Regions from separate parts of the Homo sapiens genome. Here region 2 is linked to region 1. A link is a contact called in ENCODE Hi-C or POLR2A ChIA-PET data. All regions are on one chromosome and are shown on one strand. Each heading gives the region's core, a stretch centred on a gene start or an enhancer-like site at or near the end of the contact. The rest is flanking DNA. Distances are from core to core; before and after follow the strand shown. Region 1 has its middle 16 kb from the start of SNORA75B. Region 2 holds the start of LAP3 (leucine aminopeptidase 3).

What was found. A loop is a pair of places that touch in the nucleus more often than their neighbours do. ChIA-PET counts read pairs that join two places held with the same protein, here RNA polymerase II (POLR2A). Pooled maps may share reads with other maps.
Region 2: a loop to region 1 is called in a map of naive thymus-derived CD4-positive, alpha-beta T cell, with 13 times the contacts of the local background. The contact joins the promoter of LAP3 here to the enhancer-like site in region 1. A Hi-C loop is called at or near these places in 5 of 168 maps with a recorded cell type or tissue (CD4-positive, alpha-beta memory T cell, CD8-positive, alpha-beta T cell, GM12878 and 1 more) and 13 of 50 pooled maps. POLR2A ChIA-PET finds 5 or more read pairs at or near these places in 2 of 52 experiments (GM12878 and activated CD4-positive, alpha-beta T cell).

What each region holds. Positions count from the first base shown.
Region 1 is chr4:17,334,371-17,339,682 of GRCh38, reverse strand. No RefSeq gene overlaps it. Among named protein-coding and RNA genes, the nearest start is that of SNORA75B, 16 kb to the right of the region's middle. Within about 2 kb of position 3,047, at least 6 of the 41 ENCODE cell types and tissues checked have a DNase peak (open chromatin) inside an H3K27ac peak, as active enhancers do.
Region 2 is chr4:17,573,136-17,578,447 of GRCh38, reverse strand. It overlaps LAP3 (leucine aminopeptidase 3), which reads right to left and starts at 1,250. Exons shown (of 13, transcript NM_015907.3): 1 at 881-1,250. The coding sequence starts at 982. RefSeq lists enhancers at 703-902, 1,243-1,602 and a silencer at 973-1,182.

The DNA of each region.
Region 1 (5,312 bases), core at 1,798-4,297:
TAAATTTTTTCTCTGCCTGACTAGTCAAGTTTGGACATTGATTTTCTTCTGCCCTTGGTTCTCCTGGTTCTCAGGCCTTTGGACCTGGACTGTAATCTGCACCACGGACTCTCTGGCTCTCAGGTCTTTGAATGACATCATCAGCTTTCCTGAGTTTTCAGCTTGCCAGTGGCAGGTTGTAAGACTTCTCAGCCTCCATAATCATGTGGGATAATAGCATCTAACACATCTCTTTCTTTTTCTCTTCTTCTGTCTGATTGATTCTGTTTCTCTGAAGAACCCTGACTAATACAGTTATCTTTCCAGCATCTATTGCTACATGCAGTAGATACTGTATTTATTACATTGTTTACTACTTAAGGCAGTCTTCTGAGTTTGGCACAATTGCTGTTATTTAATTAGAGCTGAAGGATCTCAAGTTTAGAGAGATGCTGGGTATTTAGAAAGGTCACATAGTCTCTGGTCTTTCCATTCCTCCATGCCATCCTTCAAGGTACTGGGTGGAGGTAGCAAGAAGAAGGGTTTAGTCTAATGCAGGTACAGAAAACCAAACACTGCATGTTCTCACTTATAAGTAGGAGCTGAACAATGAGAGCACATGGACACAGGGAGGGGAACAACACACACTGGGGCCTGTCAGGTGTGGGGAGTGGGGGAAGGGAGAGCATCAGAATAAATAGCTAATGCATGCGGGGCTTAATATAACCTAAGGTGATGGGTTGATAGGTGCCGCAAACCACCATGACACACGTTTATCTGTTACAAACCTGCACGTCCTACACATGTATCCTGGAACTTAAAATAAAATTAAAAAATAAAAAAAGAAAGGCTTAGTAGGAATCTAGATGATGACCCAGTTCCAAAAACCCTTGCATTTAAAAAAATAGTGTAAGAGTTTGGAGTCAGATAATAATTCTGAAGAGATGGGAGATGATATACACATTAATATGCTGTATAATAAAAAAAGATACTCTGGAATTTAGAAATGCTTTGTAAAGGCCAATTTAGGATTGAAAGTGTTCTGAATTATGATGTGTTGAGGTTCAACAACCAAGAAAGGATGTCATTAAAGGGCATAATAGGTGCAATAGGTGTAAAGATGGCGTGAAACAAAGTAGTTGAGTGGACGGTCCAAGGTGAGATGGCTATAAAATGCCCTCCCTTGGGCTTCACCAGATTGTCACACCTTCTTGCATTTCAGGGCTGCAAACATTCTTGGCCACAAAAGCTCTGTTCTTTGTCATGGATCTGCCGTAACCTGTGGATGAAACTTTGCGTGAGCCCCTGCAAATCTAGTGGATCCACAGAAAAGAAAAGACTAGAAGCCAGCTCCTCAAGGGATGCTTAATGAATTGCCTGGGATGGATTAGGCTGAAACCAGCACATCTGGACAAGTAAGACTGAGGCTGGTCCCATGGCTGGGGCGGCCAGGCATTTTCCTCAGCTAGCAGCATCAGTACACCCCCCACCAAAGAAAGACCATTTCCCCAGTCTCTGTTTTCTGGGATAGTTCTCTGGAAAAACTCATTTAGTTGCTACACCCCATTTCTCTTACTTGCAGAGCCCTGAATTCTCAGGCTCTCTAAGTGTGAGCTTTTGTGGGCCCAGTTTCAATTCATATTGCCTCATTTTCTCAAGTACCCTAGTGGATAAAAGAAGGCTGGGCATGGTAGCTCACGCCTGTAATTCCAGCACTTTGGGAGGCCAAGGCAGGAGGATCACCTGAGGTCAGGAGTTTGAGACCACCTGGCCAACATGGCAAAACGCTGTCTCTGCTAAAAATACAAAAATTAGCCAGGCATGGTGGCATGCGCCTGTAATCCCAGCTAGTTGGGAGGCTGAGGCACGAGAATCACTTGAACCCAGGAGGTGGAGGTTGCAGTGAGCCAAGATCGCACCACTGCACTCCAGCCTGGACAAAAGAGTAAGACTGTGTTTCAAAAAAATATATGTCATTCTGTATAAAATAGATGGCATGGTTTTACTCATTTCCTCACTGATTTCCTCTAGGATGACATATTTGAACACGTTTTGTATGCCTGGCCCTATCCTAGGCACTAGGAGCTCTCAAATTGCTCACGGGAAGCTGACAGCAACCCAAAATGCAATATTAACATTGTAGGAATGAAGAGTATGGACGATAGAATATTACTGTAAAGGAGGGAGAGATTAGATTGGCCTGCAAAGAGCAAGTGAAAGATCATGGAGGTATTTGGACTGGGGCCTTAGATTTACCAAGGGATTCAGGCAGAGGGAGTGGAATAAGGAGGCAAGGGTGCTAAAAGTCATTGCTTCCCAAAGGCTGGCTCATGTAGGATCAAATTGTTGAATGATGAATTTACTTAAAATTCAATTCACTTTCCCCATTCCCCCCAACTTTTTATTTTGAAAAATTTCCACATTGTCTCACTCTCTCACACTCAGTTTTTCTTTTAGCTGAACATTTGTAAACTGCAGACATGATGACACCTCAGCCCAAAATTCCAGCAAAGGTCTCCTATGAATAAGGACAATCTACCCCATAACCACAATACCATCAGTACACCTTTGTGTGTGTGTGTTTTTGCACACTTTTCAGGGGCTTATTATTGTTTAGTCTTTTCAGGATTTTAAAAACAATAAAACAAATTAAACAAGTAGGTTACATTATAACAAAATGCAAAGGCAAAGTGACCGAAGTGTTCAAGAGTAAATAAAACAGAGGGCTATAGGCATAATGAACAACAAGAAAACCCCTTCATTTATGAAATGCTGCAAATTGGCTCTGAGTGAAATGAGCTGGAAACACAAATTACTTTGATGTGGTTTGAGTTCAGGTGTCTCTTGCTGCCAGAGAGCGTGTGAGGCGGATGTGACTCAGAGAGAATGGGTCTCGGGGTTCAGATTTTATCCCCAAGGCAAAGGTGAGAGGAAAGTTTTAAACATGACAGTGACATCATCAGCTATGTGAGAGGTGGCTCTGCATCTCTAGGCGGATGGACGGAGAGGCTGTGGGAAGTGGCAGGCTGGCCGGGCGTGAGGCTTTGGCAGTCGCAGGAGGGAAGATAAAAATGGCCTGAACCAGGGCTCGGGGCCTGGCCAGGAAGGACGTCACTGTGGTGAATCAGAGGAAGCCCACCATCTGCCTCAGGCCCTCTGACCTTCTGGAAAACTACTGAGTTGTGTCAAAATTACAACAATAAACTATGGAGTTCTCAATGGTGCCTTTCCCCCCGTCATGGAGAAAACTAATCATGTTGCTAATTGGCATGCCTCTTATTTTGCATAGACACATTCCTAATAATAAAAATACCTGCAGTGTCCCAGGAATGTGAAATGCCTTCATTTGGTTTGCTTTCACTGCAAAAAATCTAATAATTTTTTTCAGGGTAGAGATGGGTGGTAGTTGACTTAAAGAGTAAGAATATTACCTACCTCAGCACAATTAGCAAATCAGTTATGGTGGGACTAGATATTGACTTTTGCTTTAATTAGGTATCAGGAAAGATACCATTCCTGGAGGCCAGCATATTTTCATTTTTATTCGGATAGCTCTCAAGTGTCTGATGAAGTAAGTAAGAAAATGTCTTGAGGAGAAATGGGTTTGTTAAAGATAACATGTGTGATTTCAAACCTGAAAATGTGTTGTAGATAGACAAGAAAAGGTCCTCCTTCTTTAATTACTACTGCTCGAAATTAACAACACCATCATCAGTGTATTGATTGTGCAGGAAAATGTGTTTACTCATGACATGCTCACAGATGCTCTGTGCTGGGAGTTGGGCTCTTAAGAGGACCTACTTGGGAGGGCAGTGAGATCAGGATTGGGGGTGGGGGCATCCTGGAACTTGCAAGAGCTGCTCCTGGGGTTGGATGTGGAAGAAAGGAGGAACTTGCAGGTCGAGAGGACTGGGAGTGAACGAACAGGTGTCACAGATGCAGAGGCTACACAAAGTCATGGAATCCAACTGGACTCCACGCTGGGGAGTGGGATGTAACAGATAAGGGGAAAGTGGGAGAAACAGGGCAGCCAAGTCAAGAGCATGAGCTGGCTTAGGCCAGTAGAATGCTGACTAGACCACATTGGGTGATTTACCCCGCTTGGGGGTGAGGCTGGGAAGGGGGCACTTACTTGAGGGGTGGTGGTGAAGCAGTTTAGACATTTAAGGGGATTTCCAAAAGGAAACCAAATCATAAACAGAAAATACTTTGACTCAGGTATATAGGCATCATATGTGTGTTCATATTGCACTTCACAGTGATCCCCTTATTTCTGTTTCCTAGAGCTGCTGTAACTGATTACCGCAAACATGGTGGCTGAAAACAAGAGAAATTTATTCTCTTACAATTCTGGGGACCAGAAGTCTGAAAGCAAGAAGTCAGCAGGGGTGGTCCCCCAGGCGGTTCCGGGGAAGAGTCCGTCCTTGCCTCTCTCTTAGCTTCCGGCGGCTCTGACCATCCTTAGTGATCCTTGGCTTGTGGACGGATCGCTCCAGTCTCTGCCTCTGTCTGCACAAGGCTTTATCCCTGTGTGTCTGTCTGTGTCTGTGTGTCTGAAAGGTCCCTGTTCCTTTCTCTCACCATCCTTGAATTTAGAGCCTGTTGTAAATCCAGCATGATCACATGCCGAGATCCTTAATTACACCTGCAAAATCCTATTTCCAAATAAGGTCACATTCACAGATACTGAATGGGGGTGGGGTGGGTGGAGGTGGGGAGGCTTAGGACTTGGACATAGCTTTTTGAGGCCCCTGTTCACCCCTGTTACCAAGTGTATTAGTCTGTTCTCACATTGCTATAGAGAACTATCTGAGACTGGGTAATTTATAAAGAAAAGAGGTTTAATTGACTCACAGTTACACAGGGTGTACAAGAAGCAAGGCCAGGTAGGCCTCAGGAAACTTAACAATCATGGCAGAAAGCAAAGGGTAAGCCGGCACATCCTACATGGCTGGAGCGGGAGGAAGAGAGAGAGAATGGGGAGGTGCTACATACTTTCAAACAACCAGATCTCATGAGAACTTACTCACAAGACAGCACTAGGGGAATGGTGCTAAACCACTAGAAACCACCCTTGTGATCCAATCATCTCCCACCAGGCCCCACCTCCAGTACTTGGGATCACAATTCAACATGAGATTTGGTTGGGGACACAGAACCAAACCCTATTGCCAGGAGTAAGAATAAGATACTGTACTACTTATCCATCTTGTGCTCTAGACTCTGCAAGGAGAAAACTGAAAAGGATGAAAAAGACACAGAATGTGCCCACAAGTTGCTCATACTCTAGTGGCAGGGAGGCAGGCAGGCCCTACAGTCCAGTGTGGGACTGG
Region 2 (5,312 bases), core at 1-2,500, 240 kb before region 1:
CACCAAAGAAAACGGCCTTCCTTGGCATTGGTAACTCTGCCAGGTTCTAACTTCCCTAAGATTGTTCACTCCCCGGGAATCAATGGAGCCAACTGAGCAACTGTTATCTGGGTAGGCTGTGGCACAGTACTGGAGATAGCACTGGTCAGGCGACTGGTCCCTCCACCACTGAGATACCTGCAGGAGACTGGAGCTCAAGCTCCCCCTAGAACGTTCTTCTGCAGGGACAGTCATCTCTTTCTGGTGCTTAGGCATGACTCCCAAGCTTGTGCTGGTTCCGAGAGCCATTCCCTTTGCAGATCCTTCACATCTGAAGAGCGACCTTCGTAATTTTTTGGAGTTCACTTTTCTTCTGGAAGATGCTCTTAATTCTGGGAAACGTGGGTCTCTCCCCAAAGCCCTTTTCTCTAGAGAGGCATGCTTTTCCTCTAGAAACCCTTCCAAGCTACTTAACTCCCTGACCTTTCACTTCCGCGGGGGAAGGAGCCCTGTGACTCTGGGACCTCAGAAACCCTTTCACCTTGGCAAACTCGGGCTTCCTCCAAGCTCGGATGGGAGCCCCACCGCCGCGTCTTTCCCCGGGTTACTGCCAGGACCGCGGGTGACGACTGGAGCAAGTGCGCGGCCGAGTGGAGCCGGGTAAAGGGCGGCTACAACCATCACCCCCTAGCCCCGAGCAGGGGAATCGCGCCCTCAATACGACCGCTGGGGTCCTCAGCGGCCTAGGCCGATCCCCGCAAGGAGAGAATTTTTCTTTTAAACTGATTTTTGCAACTTGGCTTGGGCGCCCAGGACACCGCGGCTTCGACCAGCCCCGCAGCCCCAGTAGCCCACGGGCAGGGCCCCAGCGGCGGACCATGAGCGAGCCGCCGCCTCTCACCTTCGTCATGTCTGCGGTGGAGAGACTCCGGCTCCCGAAACGTCTCACGGCCAGACGTCGGACGACTACTCGCCCCGCAGCCGGAAGAGGCAGCAAGAACATCTTGTCGGCTCGGCCCCTCGCACCGCCCTCCAGCGAGCACGTGGAGAGCGGTGGGCGGGCGCGCCTTGGGGCGGGGCTTTCGGGGCGCAGACGGCGTGCGCGCGGACTGGCTCGGGCGCCGGGCGAGCGGACGTGCGTCTAGGGGGCGGGACGGATGGGCAGCACCGGCCGACTGGACCGCTGGGATCAAACCGCGGTTGTGGAGGGGACTCAAGGGTGCGCCCGCATTCGTGTGCGCCCGCATTCGTGTGCGCCCGCATTCGTGTGCGCCCGCGCATGCGGGCGGGGGCGAAAAGGCGGGGCTTCCGGACGCGGTTGACAGTCCCGGGAGCAACGCGAAGTAGAGGGGCGGGACCGATATGGTGACGTCACACGATGGGTGGGGCGGAGGCGGGGCGAGTTCTGCAAGCGGGCGTGGGCGGAGCGCTGGGCAACTCCCGGGAAATAGAAACTGAGTGCCAGAGCTTGTTGTCAAGGTTGCTGAATAGACGACTGCATAGTGAAGACACTCCCACTGAGTTTTCGTTTGTTTGTTTGGTTTTTTTGAGTCGGAGTCTCGCTCTGTCACCCAGGTTGGAGTGCAATGGAGCGATCTCGGCTCACTGCAACCTCCCGCTGCTTAGTTGAAACGATTCTCCTGCCTCGTCCTCCCGAGTAGCTGGGATTAGGGGCGCCCGCCACCACGCCCAGCTAATCTTTGTGTTTTTTTGTTGTTTTTTTGGATTTTTTTTTTGAGGCGGAGTCTCGCTCTTGTAGCCCTGGCTGGAGTGCAGTGGCGCAATCTCGGCTCACTGCAACCTCCGCCTTTCGGGTTCAACAGATTCTCCTGCCTCAGCCTCCCGAGTAGTTGGGACTACAGGCGCCCACCACCACACCTGGCTAATCTTTGTATTTTTAGTAGAGACAGTGTTTGGCCATGTTAGCCAGGCTGGCTTTGAACTCCTGACCTCTGGTGATACACCCGCCTCAGCCTGCCAAAGTGCTGGGATTACTTACAGGCGTGAGCCACCGTGCCCGGCAACTCTTTGTATTTTTAGTAGAGACGAGGTTTCACCATGTTGTCCAGGCTGGTCTCGAAGTCCTGACCTCGTGATCCACTTGCCTCGGCCTCGCTAAGTGCTGGGATTACAGGCGTGAGCCACCGCACCTGGCCTGAGTTATTTTTATTCGTGTCCTTTCATCTGTTCCACAGGTGCAACGGTGTAAATACTGTTTTTGAAAATGATGTAACACTATTAGGTTCGTTGACTCGTGCACATAGCAAGTCAATACGCCCAGACACCAGGGTTGCAGCAGAGAAAGAGGTGTAATCGTGGAGTCGCCAAAGGAGGAGATGGGAGGAAACCTCAAATCCATCTCCCTGAGGAATTTGGGGTCAAGGTTTTTAAGGGTTTTGGAGAGGGCTATAGTGTGGAGATCGTTGATTGAAGAGTGCAGGGTGAAGTCATGGGACAGGGCGTTGAAGAACCTGTATTCTTAAGCTGACCCCATTCCTCTCTGGGGATCTTCAAACTGGTAGCTGGAATTCAAGGTCTGAAAAATATCTTAAGCGATCCTTAAACAGAAAGCTTATGATTCTAATGTCAGAGATCCTGTCTATAGGAACAATGGGAATGCAAATGGTCAGTATGTAGTGCTAGGTGACTTTTAGCAACAAGGAAGTGGGCCAAAGTACAGCCTGATTAATGCTTAATTATAACTATATTTCTGCCTAGAACTTGGCATGAAATTTTTGTCAACACAGTGGGGATGGTTTCAATAGAAAGTTTTCAAGTAGTGCTCAATATTTTTATATATTTTTATTTTCTGTAAAGCGTTTTGTTTTTTTTAATTCCTTATTTTTTACTTTTTTTTTTTTAACGGAGTCTTGCTCTGTCACCCAGGCTGGAGTGCACTGGTGTGATCTCAGCTTATTGCAACCTCCACCCCTGGGTTCCAGCGATTCTCCTGCCTCAGCCTCCCAAGTAGTTGGGATTACAGGCGCCCGCCAACACGCCTGGCTAATTTTTGTATTTTCAGTAGAGATGGAGTTTCACCATGTTGGCCAGGTGGGTCTTGAAGTACTGACCTCAAGTGATCCACCCGCCCTGGCCTCCCAAATTGCTGGGATTACGGGCGTGAACCACCGCGCCCGGCTGGTTTTAAATTTCTCATTGTAAAAAAGTACACAGCTGAATGCAACTCGGAGAATATGGGTAAGCACGAGGAGGGATACAAAAATTGTTCTTAATAATGACACCAGCCAGCTGGGTGCAGTGACTCATGCTTATAATCCCAGGACTTTGGGAGGCCGAGGTGGGAGGATCGACTCAGCCCAGGAGTTCAAGACCACCCTGGGCAAGGTAGTGAGATACCCATCTCTACAAAAAGTTAAAAAATTAGCCAGATGTGTGCCTGTAGTCCCGCTAATGGGGAGACTGAGGTAGGAGGTTTGCTTGAGCCTGGGAGGTTGAGTCTGCAGTGAGCCATAATTGTACTACTACACTCCAGCTTAGGTCACAGAGCAAGACCCCATCTCTTTTTAAAAAAATTACACCACTGTTGATCTGATTGCAATTTTAGCTGAGGTGCAGGGGTGTGGGGAGGCTTACACCAGCTGCAGTGAGCAAAGTCTTCACCTTGAGCTCAGTTGCAGGAAAGAAAGAATGTCTATTTCACTCTCCAAGAGCTAGACACTCCAGAGGAGAGATTTGATCTTCCTCTCTTGAAGGCTGAGTGGGTTGGACTGGTAGGTCCACTCTGGCTTCCACCTTCTCTAGATAGTTAAAATGGAGTTGCATCATAAACTCAATAAACTCACCAAATTTTATCTATATTTGCTCCAAAGACAGCGAAATCTTTACATTCACTTTACAGCTCTTCCCTCCTTCCAACGTGATAGATCAGGCCGCAGTTTCTGAAACTAAAAAATGGAATGCGAAAACCTGTCCCCTCCTTGGTATGTGAGTAGAGGGTCTCTGAGCTTCAGAGGCATCCAAGCCTCAGAGCTGTAGGTTACCCTTGTCTGTATCTGCTCAGCTGAATTTATTACCTGTTTTATTGACTTGCGGGTCCAGCCTGAGACTCTGGTGTATCATTTACTTTTCTCTTTGCTTCAAGGACCACACCATTTACATTTTCACATGCCTAATGGTACAAAAGAAAAGTACATTTCACAGTCTACAAATAATCAGGATTGTGGATCACTTTGGGATGAAAGATTTAGTCATCCTTCAAACCCTAAGTTTACAAGGTGCTTAAGATGTTTTTCTGTTAGAAATCATGGGATAAAAAAGAATCTAAAACAGTGTCCCTGTCTTCAAGGATTTTATTATTGTAGAGGGGGCAAAACTTAACCTCTACCATCTTAGGGTCTCCAGCTGGGCCTGAGAATTAAGTTGACATAAGACAGATTAACGAGAAAAACATATTAATTGGCTGGGCACAGTGGCTCACACCTGTAATCCCAGCTCTTTGGGAGGCCAAGGCAGGTGGATCGCTTGAGCCCAGGAGTTCGAGACCAGCCTGGGCAACATGGCAAAACCCTGTCTGTACAAAAAATACAAAAAAAACAGCCATATGTGGTGGTGCATGCTTGTAGTGCCAGCTGCTCGGGAGACTGAGGTAGGAGGATCACTTGAACCTGGGAGATTGAGGCTTCAGTGAGGCATGATTGTGCCAGTGCACTCCAGCCTGGGTAACAGAATGAGACCCTGTCTCAAAAAATAATAATAATCATATATATATATATATATACACACACACACACACACACACACACACATATAAATTTTATTTAATAGTTTTGCACGTACTTGGAAGCCCTTACAGGAAAATCGAGACCCCCCAAAATGGTTAGGCCTAAGTGCTCATATACTAGGTTGAACAAAAATAGTAATTTTGAAAAAGTATATTTATATGGGAAAACTAAAGGAAATAAAGGTTAGTCTAACAAGAGTTGTTTGTACAGATTTCTCTCGGCCTTGACTCTCCCTCTTTGGTGATAATGTTCCTTTCTTTCTGGTGCAGGGAGGGCAGCATTCACATGAGAGCTGATCTCCTGCTTTCAGGAAGTAAAGAGAGGCCAGAGTACCCTTCTTGCATCTGCTGTATTTTAAGTGCCTTTAGCTCAAAAAAATCTTTATGTCAAAGTTTTATATTCTGCTGTCCTCTATTATCTAGTAGAGGCAAGAGATATGGTGATTGTAAAAATATTGTTATAAAAAAAGAAAAGGCAGTGTTTCACAGAGTTATATGTGCATATGCTCCTGTTCCTTCTGCTCCCTTCTTTGCTTGACCAATGCCACTTCTTCCAAGAAATACTTGCTGACCTTCCCTGTCTGGGTTATGT